2 separate regions of the Homo sapiens genome follow, and region 2 is linked to region 1. Evidence: chromatin loops called from intact Hi-C (ENCODE). Cell type or tissue: endothelial cell of umbilical vein. All regions are shown on one strand.

Region 1 (5,000 bases):
TCTGATTTTCCCACTTCTGCTTTTTGTCTAGTAATGGAGAAAAGAACAATTCAGGCAAACTCTTCCTTGCTTTTGGAACAAAGCAAGCCAGGTGTGAGAAAGTATTTGTTATAGGCCTGCAATTTTATACCCCCATGGACACTGAATTATTAATGGAGAAAAGAGAGAACAAATAACCAAGAGAGGGTTCTTGGCAGCCATTGTTTGAAGTTCATGGTGTTACACAACATTGAGCATGTCCAATTCACCTGCCAGGAGCTATCTGATTCTTACTCTAGGGTTCCATTTTCCTATCTCGATCTTATCCAGCATCTGGCTGGGTGATGGTCCATGTCAAAGGATGTAGATCTTCTTTTTATTCCATTAAACTTTGAGATCTGATTATGATATCATGCCTCATGTATTTTCATCTACCAAATGATCATAATAGCTAGTTATCTGCTCCCTGTAGAACCTAGGCTTGTGCTGGGAAAGGAAATAGAAAAATCAGGATTTTATTAGTCTGAAATGTTTGGTCCTTCTGTTCTCATGGGTCTGGCCGGGACTCTCTCCTCATCTCATTTGTCAGATAGAGTGGCATTAACAACACTCAGTCCACACACTATCTCAAAGGAGACCCACAGCCTTCTTTACACTTGCATTGAATTTTCTAGACTCTGAGGTTAAACAAGGAAAAAGACTGCTGTTTTAGCATTTACGGTGAAGTTGCATCTAAAGGACTGATTCAATGGGAAGTGCCCCGATGAGGACACAAACAAGGGTGGAGGGACAAGGTTAAGGCACTGGTGAGCAGGACCACATGATTCAATCATTCAAGCTGCTAAGTAGATTGATTTTTCTGCCTGGCTACACGGTGTGCCTTGGTGGATTGTTTTTCTCCTTTACTTTTGGGAAGATTATCCTAATTTAAGCAGCTGAGTTTAAGTTCTTAGGATAAAAAAAAAAAACAAAACAAAAAAATGGCATTCTCAAACCAGTTCTTAAAATGATGTCTGGGATTTGCTTCAAAATAATCTACAGGGAGGGGGAAGTAGAGGAGGGAGATAGATAAAACATCATAAATCATTAATTGATGATTGTTGGATTGGATGACAGATACTTCTGTATATGTTTGAAATTTTCCATTATAAGAGTTTTTAAAAATGAGGTAGAGATCCAGTGATCCAGAAACTTGGTAGTTATTAGTTTCAACCTTTAGCTTCACCTAAACCCCTTTAAAAAAATTGCCAGCAAAGAATACTGTCTCCCATTATTTTCACTCTCCTTATCTACCTTTCGTATAACAGAGGTATCAACAAGGGGCAGAGCTGCCACTGGACAGGTGTGAGGAGGGAGGATTTGATGGTGAGGAAAGTGCAGTCACCAACCCATACGGGATGGAGAGTTAACAGCACACATCCGTGGACTTCGTGTTCTCTTGGTGCAGGACACGGGCATCAGCACTCCCATGACTCACTGGCAAGCACATATTGGAATGCCAAGCTACAGAGTGTTTCCTCTTGGGCTGCTACACTTTTCCTTAGTCTTGTGGTTGAAATGAGCATCGAGATAAATAACGATAAACAATTGTGAGGGAAGCTGTGGGTTTATAAGAGGCAGGGATAGAGTCAGCTCCTTTCTTCAGTTTTGTGTCTCTTCTCCCTACCTCATGTCCTTGGATATCCAGATCCTAGGATCAGGAGATGGCAAGGAGTGGAGGAGCGTAGGCATTCATCAGCATGAGAAAGGCAAGGGAAGGTTTGATCTCAGTGCTGTGCTCAGGCCTGCCCTTTACAAACGAAACTACCTTAAATATACCTAGCTATTCTCAAAGTGCGAAAAATTCTGAACTTGATTCCAATCATGAACCGTCCTTCTGAATGATCAGTTTCTTCTAGGAAATCAAACACAGAAGATATGATTACTAAATAAACACTCCATTAGTACTTAAAAATCTGAAGATACAGAAATTCAGAGGTTTGATGTAAATCTTTTTGAAATGTATTACAAATCACACCTTAAAGCATAATCCACACACTGATCTTGTACCTGCAGAGTAAGAGTTCCTTCTAAAACAGGAGTCAGGAAAGAAGAAAGAAAATTGGCATTTTTTTTTCTGTTCCTGATATCAGTTAACTCAGGTTAAAGAGGATTTCTTGGCATAAAAATTTTATTCTATTCCACCTGAAGTAATAAGGCGAGAGGTAAAAAAGAGATCTATTTATGGATAGGCTAATCAAGTAAGCTGCCTCTACTCAAAGGAAAAAAAAAAAAACCACACCGAGGACTTTGTAGAACTATAAGCCAAGAATTCTTTAACACTGATTTCTAAACACCATATCATGCCGGGAGCTCACAGGAAGAACCTCTTCCTTTGCTTTGGGCAAAAGATCTAATTCGGATTTCCTCTTACTCATAATCTCCCAGAAAGAGGAGAATTTAAGGATTGCATCATTTTTGCCAAATGGTTAAAAAAATTTTTTTTCTCTTCTATCCTATAATCATGCTTCAGCTCCAGCCAAGGCAGTTTAGGCTTGAGGCACATTAAAATCTTTGTATGGGGCCAACTTGGGGCCTCCTCTTACCTCTTCCTAGAGAACACCTAAAGAGCATAAAATAATATGGTCTTGCAGCACATCTTTTTGTTGTATAAATATTATGTAATCTTAAAGAGCCCTCAGAAACCTCCATAGATCATGCTAGTGGGGTCCTGCCCAGATCCTCCCTCTGGCACGAATGCACCTACCCCGGAGTTTGCGTAAGTGTTGCCTGATAACTATAAGTGAGAACCGCTGTCCCCATTGGAACCCCCTAACATGGGAGGTTATACATCCCCTGCAGGGGATTACTTGAAGCTAGTGAACCTTCCTGGGGGATGCAGCTGAAGTTAGTTAGAAACCAGCTAAAACCACATCCTTCCTCTCAGCTCCTTCTCCTTCTCTTTCCTCCGTCTTCTGCCCCCATCACCTCCTTGCAGGTTCCTCTGAGAGCATTCCCTCAATAAAGCACTTCCACGAGAATCTCCATCTCTAGGGGACTTAACCTATAACACTTCAAGAATCCTATGGCAGCAAATTAAAATGAATATTTTTTTATGTTTAGTCTGCTGTCTTTCAAGGTCTACTAATCTGTCCAATTTCATCAGTGTTTAGACCCACAGACACAAGCACATACACTAAATAGCTTAAAGGTTAGATGTAGGAGGGGGCAGGATGGATTCCATGGGAGTTCACATCTTCTATTTGGGCATCAAACTTAATATACAAAATAGCCTTTCCATCCCCCGAAAGCCATTTCCCAATACAATCTGCAGTCCATCTTCCTACTCTCATTTTCTCTCTGTATACTTATATACAGACACAAGACTAATACATACCACTCTTCTGTTCTATTAGAACGAGGTTCCTCTCCCTAAAACTATATAAACCCAGTGTGAGCGAATCACGGTGGCTCACCCCTGTAATCCCAGCACTTTGGAAGGCCGAGGCAGGCAGATCGCTTGAGCTCAGGAGTTTGAGACCAGCCTGGGCAACATGGCGAAACCCTGTCTTTACAAAAAATACAAAAATTAGCAGAGGATGGTGGCATATACCTGTAGTTCCAGCTACTCGGGAGGCTGAGGTGGGAGGATGGCTTGAGCCTGCAAAGTGGAGGCTGCAGTGAGCCAAAACTGGGCCACTGCACTCCAGCCTGGGAAACAGAGTGAGACTGTCTCAAATAAATAAATAAATAAATAAATAAATAAATAAATAAATAAATAAATAAATAAAATAAACCCAGTGTGAGGCAAGCTGGCTCTGTTTTAATTGCTCTTTGAAATTTGACATTCCTAAACTCCAATTAATGGAATATTTTTTTAAAACCTCAGGTTGAAGTTTAAATGAGTACTGTCCACAGGCCTGATGATGCTCTGAGGTCGATTAATAAGACATCAAAAAGAAAAATATCTTGTACCTTTTGTTGCAAGAATTAGAAACACAAAACCCAGCAACTGTTCCCATCAGGAAGAATCTTTCTCTGTTTGCTCAGGAAAGCAAAGTTCCTTGATTTAAAGACTGCTTGGTAGCTCCCAGCTAGTTTCTACTGTTCCTAGTTGTTCATCCTAAAAATGTGTATTGCTCTTGATCATCCTGTAAAGCTCATATCTTGGGCTAACTCAGAAATTGGAGGGAGGTTTGAAAGTGGAGAATGGTCCTTCAAAGGTGGAGAATGCATTTCCCCTGAGCTCCTTTTCTGCAGTGGTGGGGTTTTCATCTGCTGGCTCTCACCTACAACGTTTCAGGTTTGGGTGGACTTCATGGGAAGCAGCTCCATGGGAGCAGCAGCACTGGCTGATCCTCCTCTTCTCACAACGGCAGATGGACGGTGGGCAGCCCACACTGGCTAACCTCCTCAGACTGCCTTTGGCAAGTGAAAAAACTTCCTTGTCCACAGTGGTGAATGATATAAATTTCCTTGCAATTTTTAAAAAGCATTATCTTTTTTCTGCCTTTAAAATCTTTGCCTTCCAAATAACGCTGGGAGGTTAAAAAAAATTTGGGATATCCTTGGTGACAAATTATCAGCCTATAGTCATGGAGGCAGTCAGGAGCAGGGTTGCAATAAGACAGAAAGAGGCCTTCGTGAGATACAGACCCAGCCCCCAGTCCCAGCTGAGCCACCCGGCTCAACTCTCAGGCCAGGAGACTTCTGCAGAGAGGATGATAATAACATCTACTTCACAAAATTATTGTCAGGAATACAAAACAATAACATATGGAAAATTTCCCAGCAAAGTGACACCTATTAGATGTTTAGTACATATTAGTGGTCTTCCTCCTTTACGTCTGTATTGTTTCTACCAACCAAGAAATTCTGGTAGAACATGGTGGTAAAGGGTGTGACTCCTTTGAACCCAGTGGGAGAAAGAGGTTTGGGGAGCAACGTTCAACATGTAGTACGGGCTGGTGGCCCACACGGGGTGTTCTGGAGGAACCCACACAAAGTCGCCTACCTGGTCGTGGTCCGGATGGTGTTTTCTT
Region 2 (5,000 bases), 61 kb before region 1:
AGCTACTTCAGAGGCTGAGGCACGAGAATCGCTTGAAGCTGGGAGGCGGAGGTTGCAGTGAGCTGAGATCACGCCACTGCACTCCAGCCTGGGTGGCAGAGTGAGACGCTGTCTCAAAAACAAACAAACAAACAAACAAACAAACAAAAAAGAATTGTAAATCTCAGATTCTGATGTGAAAATAAATGGTCCTATCCCTTGAAAGGAAATATGCTTTCATTCTCTTTAAGAAGAAAGCTTTGCTCTTCATTCCAGTTTGTGCAAAATCCTTAATGAGGAATTTGTGCTAAGTAGAATCAGTGATAACTACCACACGCTGTGCCACAGAAAATTCCCTAATGCAAGAATGAACCAGAATTTCCCCCAAAGGTCTCATATTTGGGAAAACAGTGCCACAAGTTATCTACCCATAATTCATAGCCATGAATGAAATAAATGGACTTTAATACATTCTCTAATCATCTTAAAGAGTTTTTATTTTCTCATTCTTATCCCTAGGATTACCTTTAATTTTCTAATCCATGTTTCTTTTTGTGGAACTGTACCAGATTATACAAACATTCCTCCTATGATAATGTCATAAAATAGGTGACAGAGAACACCAGAAAGAGAGAAGGAGACACTTCTAAAAGGACACTTGAATGGGCCACTGATAGGCTTTTCACCTCACTTTGAAGACCAAGACAAATGACACACTAAGTTAATATCTTGTCTTTTACCTCAGTAAATAATTGCAAATCTCCTTAAAGCTCAGTACTGCATTATAGAACTGGACACCATGTGGTGATAATTGAATGGTGGTAAGAACTTCTCCTAATCCACGCAGATGAAAATGCTCACGCTGGGTGCAGTGGCTCAAGCCTGTAATCCCAGCACTTCGGGAGGCCGAGGCAGGGGGATCACAAGGTCAGAAGATCGAGACCATCCTGGCTAACACGGTGAAACACTGTCTCCACTAAAAATACAAAAATTTAGCCGGGCGTGGTGGCGGGCGCCTGAAATCCCAGCTACTCAGGAGGCTGAGGCAGAAGAATGGCGTGAACCCGGGAGGTGGAGGTTGCAGTGAGCCGAGATTGTGCCACTGCACTCCAGCCCGGGCAACAGAACGAGACACCATCTCAAAAAAAAAAAAAAAAAAAAAAGAAAAAAAAAGAAAAAAAAAAAAAGAAAATGCTCACAACATGGGTCAGAGATAACATCAGAAGAAAAAACTTTATTTCACACAATTTGGCTAAAACTGCTTCCCAAATACAGGCTTCCACCTGTATGTGGCTAAATCAATGGGATCAATTTTCACTGGAATGATTTGCCAGATAGGGAAGAAGAAACAAATATGAATATATGTCTGGAAATGGGAGGAGGGGAAATGATGGTGAAATTGCAATAATGTTCGCTGTGAGGCACCTGCCAGCAATCCCAACACTGATAAAGCACATGAACTGATTCATCTGTGTTTGTTAAAACATAGCACTTGGGGCCTCAGGAAGAAGGGTTGCTCTTATTAAAGTAGAAATGTGTGACTAAAAACCTCTAAAGGGGAAGAGGGCAGAAATGTGGGTGAAGAGAAGTAAAAAAAAAGGGAGATGAACTTCTGAGGACAAGAACTACTCTTAAACAGCTGTCCTTGAGTCCACGCAGTGGGCATTTCAGCTGTGCATGAATTTCAGTATATCAGTAGCTCCTTTTAAGTGTATAATCAAAACAGTGCTTCAAAGAACAATAACGGTAATAATTATAAGGAGAGGTCAAGAGGGTACAGGGTCTGTTAATACATTCACAACAAGAATGAATGAATTGGGTCAAATATCAAATAAGTAGATGCAATTAAAAATAGATAAGCACCTTAATAATTCCTTCAAGTATCAATCATGTACTCGAGAAGCTGAAGCATCATGAACTGTCTGATTCCGTCCACTGGTCTTAGAAAATGATGAAAGCTACCGAGGCTGTGCTGCAGCTGAGTGGGAAGAATCCCCGGAGTCGCAGTGAGGCAGGCAGTTGTCACGGGGCACCCATGACTGCTCAGCCACAGTCCCACGCCCAACTCCAAGCCTCGTCTAGGAATCGCTGCTCTCCCCACCTCATGTTTGCATTTGCTACAGCAATCCATTTTTATTTTGCACACAGGAACAAGGCAACCACAGGCCATTTGGAGTCTTATCCCAGAACATGACCTCGAAATCACGGCTGGGTGGGGCCTGGCGGAAGAGGCAGTCGGGGGAGGAGTATTACTGTGGCAACACAAGACCTGAAGCAAAGGCCCGTTCTTTTTTCCAGGAGCTGAGATGAGATGAAGCTGAAATGGGGCTCAGCAAATGCCACACTCTCCTGCATCTCCTGTGAATGATGCCACCCAAGTGCCATGTGAGAAACTTTGGAATCTTTTTTGATTCCTCCCCCGACTCTCTTTCAACACATCCAATCAGTCACCAGAAGCTGGTGATCTTATGCAGGTCTTTCTAGACCTCACTGCCTTAATTGTGTCATCATCTTTCACCAACATTGTGGCAAAAGCCTCCAAAACAGGTTCTCTGCTATCAGACCCCTTCCAACAGCCCTTCCTCACCTCACAGATTCCAGAATGATCTTTCCGAGGCACAAATCTCATCATGTCTTGTTCTGTATGGCAAAGGCTCCTCAAGGCCAAACTTCTGGCTTCTGAGTCCTTCATGGCCTGGCTTTGGCCACCTCCCACCACCCGAATGCTTGGCAAAGTAGACTGCTTGACTTTTCAGGAACAAACAATTCCCTTTTAAGTGTCATTGCTTTTGAATCAACTGTTCCTCCACCAAAAGCTACTCCCCGCAACTACTTCTGTACAATAAACTCAGACTCAATTTGAAGCCCTATCTCAGATTTTATCTCCTTGGTGAAGCCCTGCCCAATTCCCAAGGTAGAGTTAGTCATTTCCCCTGCTCTGTCCCAGGGAACTTTTATGAATATTTCCGTTGTACCACTTTTCCTATTATATCACTTGTTTACATATCTTCTATAAGCCATATATATATATATTCTGCATATAAAGCACCCAGCATAGTCCAACGTGAAGCAGTACTCAGTCAACACGTCCCCTGGCCTCCCTTCCCTGGGGTAAAGGTTTTGCATTATTTATTTGTGTATCCTCAGCATTAGCACAATCTCTGCTACATAAGAGGTGCTTAGTATATATTTGTTGAATAAATGAATGACTGAATAAAAGGGTCCAAGTGAGGTGAATAGACATTATTCTTATTTTATAGTAGGAAAGACTAATAATTTAGTAGCATTCATTAAGGCCTATGGCCAATTCAGAATGAAAAATCAGGCTACCTGCCTTTTGAATTGCTGTTTTAACTCAATTCACTAACTGCTTTCATGATTCTATTAGTGGAAATGTTTGCAGTCCTGAGCCATACTCCTAAAGGCTCTAAATTCTTACCTCTTCCCAATAGCATCAAGCCACAAGATGATTCTCTTTATGATGAACTCTGGCAGTTGCTATTTTCAGTTAACCCAACAGTCATTCTCAACTTTCCTTATCCCCTGCCTTCTCCAGCCATGGAAGCGGCTTGGGTAGCCATGTGCCAAAGTTCTGAGAAGGCTTTTGCTTTTCTGTTAAAATGAAGGATATACTGGTATTGACCCCTTCTCTTTTCCAGCCTTGATCACAGAAGAAATGGCTGGGACTCTGGCAGCCATTTTGTGAATATAAGGCATGAAGACAAAAGCCAACTCCCAAGGATGGAGAAAGGGAAAGATGGGAAAAGTATAGGTCCTTGATGTGGTTTGGTTCTGTGTCCCTGCTTAAATCTCATGTCAAATTATAATTCCCAGTATTGGAGGTGGGGCCTTGTGGGAGGTGATTGGATCATGGGGGTGGAGTTCTCGTGAATGGTTTAGCATGGTCTCTCTGGTGCTGTTCTCATGATAGTGAGTTCTCACGAGATCTGGTTGTTTAAAAGTGTGCAGCACCTTCCCCTTCTCTATTCCTACTGCTCTGGCCATGTAACATGTGCCTGCTTCCCCTTCACTTTCCACTATGATGGAAAGTTTCCTGAGGCCTCCCCAGAAGCCAAGCAGATGCCAGCATCATGCTTCCTGTACAGCCTATGGAACTGTGAGCCAATTAAAACCCTTTCATTGTAAATTACCCAGTATTTCTTGATAGCACTGCAGGAACTGAGTAATACAGTCCTCTGTGGCATTTCTCAGTAGCTGAGTGAACGCCAGCAACCACCCACTTTTGGACTTTTTGTTTTGTGAGGGAAATAAGTCCCTGTTTGTTTCAGCCACCGTTGGTTGGGTTTTCTATTACTTATAACACTCTTAACTGAAGGCTCCTCCTATGGTTCCTCTTGGTCTTAGGACTTTGAACATTAGGTTCCACCTTTTGACAGGCTTTAATTCCCAAAATCCCCCATCCTGTGAAGAACTCTCCATATTCATTATCAACAGCAACAAGTGTACACCCAGCTGAACACATTTCCATCTTAATTATCTTCTTCTGTTGGGAAAGAAAAACCTTAAAACTTCTTTTAGATTACTCAGGAATTTCCTTTAAAAAAACTTTTTATGAAGCATAATATTTGTAAAAGAAAAGTGCACATATCAATAACTGCTTTTAAGTTAGTTCCAAAGTCACAAAACAGCTTGGAATATGGGTACTGTTTTTAAATTTTTGCTCTTCTTCATCTTGATTCCCACATCCCTTAGCATTTGTTTCATTATTTTACATAGCTTGAATGTATACTTAAGATTCTCTTCATTTCTTTTTGAAATACTTGTCTAATGGTAACCTCTTTTTTTGTACAGAGTCTCATAGGATTTTGTCTCTTATAAAGCATTTTATTTCATTTCACACTCTTATATTCTGATCCCTGGGATAACCATAAATTGCTTCCAGAAATTCCTGGCTACTCGGTATTATGTGATCAGATGTTTTTTCTCTACTTTTCCACCTATGATGTTTGCCTTGAATGTCATTTGGGCTTTTCCTCTTCCTTATATAGGTTTTTGTTTTA

Evidence for each region. A loop is a pair of places that touch in the nucleus more often than their neighbours do. Peaks named below come from ENCODE experiments on the same cell type or tissue, not always from the same donor. Only the 100,000 strongest peaks of a DNase experiment are listed, where the experiment ranks them.
Region 2: it touches region 1 in a loop (4-fold over the local background); 1 of 110 quality-filtered maps calls a loop at or near these places.

Annotation. Positions count from the first base shown.
Region 1 is chr4:145,840,984-145,845,983 of GRCh38, forward strand. It overlaps ZNF827 (zinc finger protein 827), which reads right to left. Exons shown (of 15, transcript NM_001306215.2): 7 at 4,973-5,000. Among named protein-coding and RNA genes, the nearest start is that of ZNF827, 95 kb to the right of the region's middle. In endothelial cell of umbilical vein, no CTCF peak of the experiment used is centred here; DNase peaks (open chromatin) are centred at 1,478 and 2,338; H3K27ac peaks cover 2,654 bases.
Region 2 is chr4:145,780,076-145,785,075 of GRCh38, forward strand. All of the region lies in intron 8 of ZNF827 (zinc finger protein 827), which reads right to left. It also overlaps a transcript of C4orf51 not described here. Among named protein-coding and RNA genes, the nearest start is that of C4orf51, 100 kb to the left of the region's middle. In endothelial cell of umbilical vein, no CTCF peak of the experiment used is centred here; a DNase peak (open chromatin) is centred at 2,916; H3K27ac peaks cover 425 bases.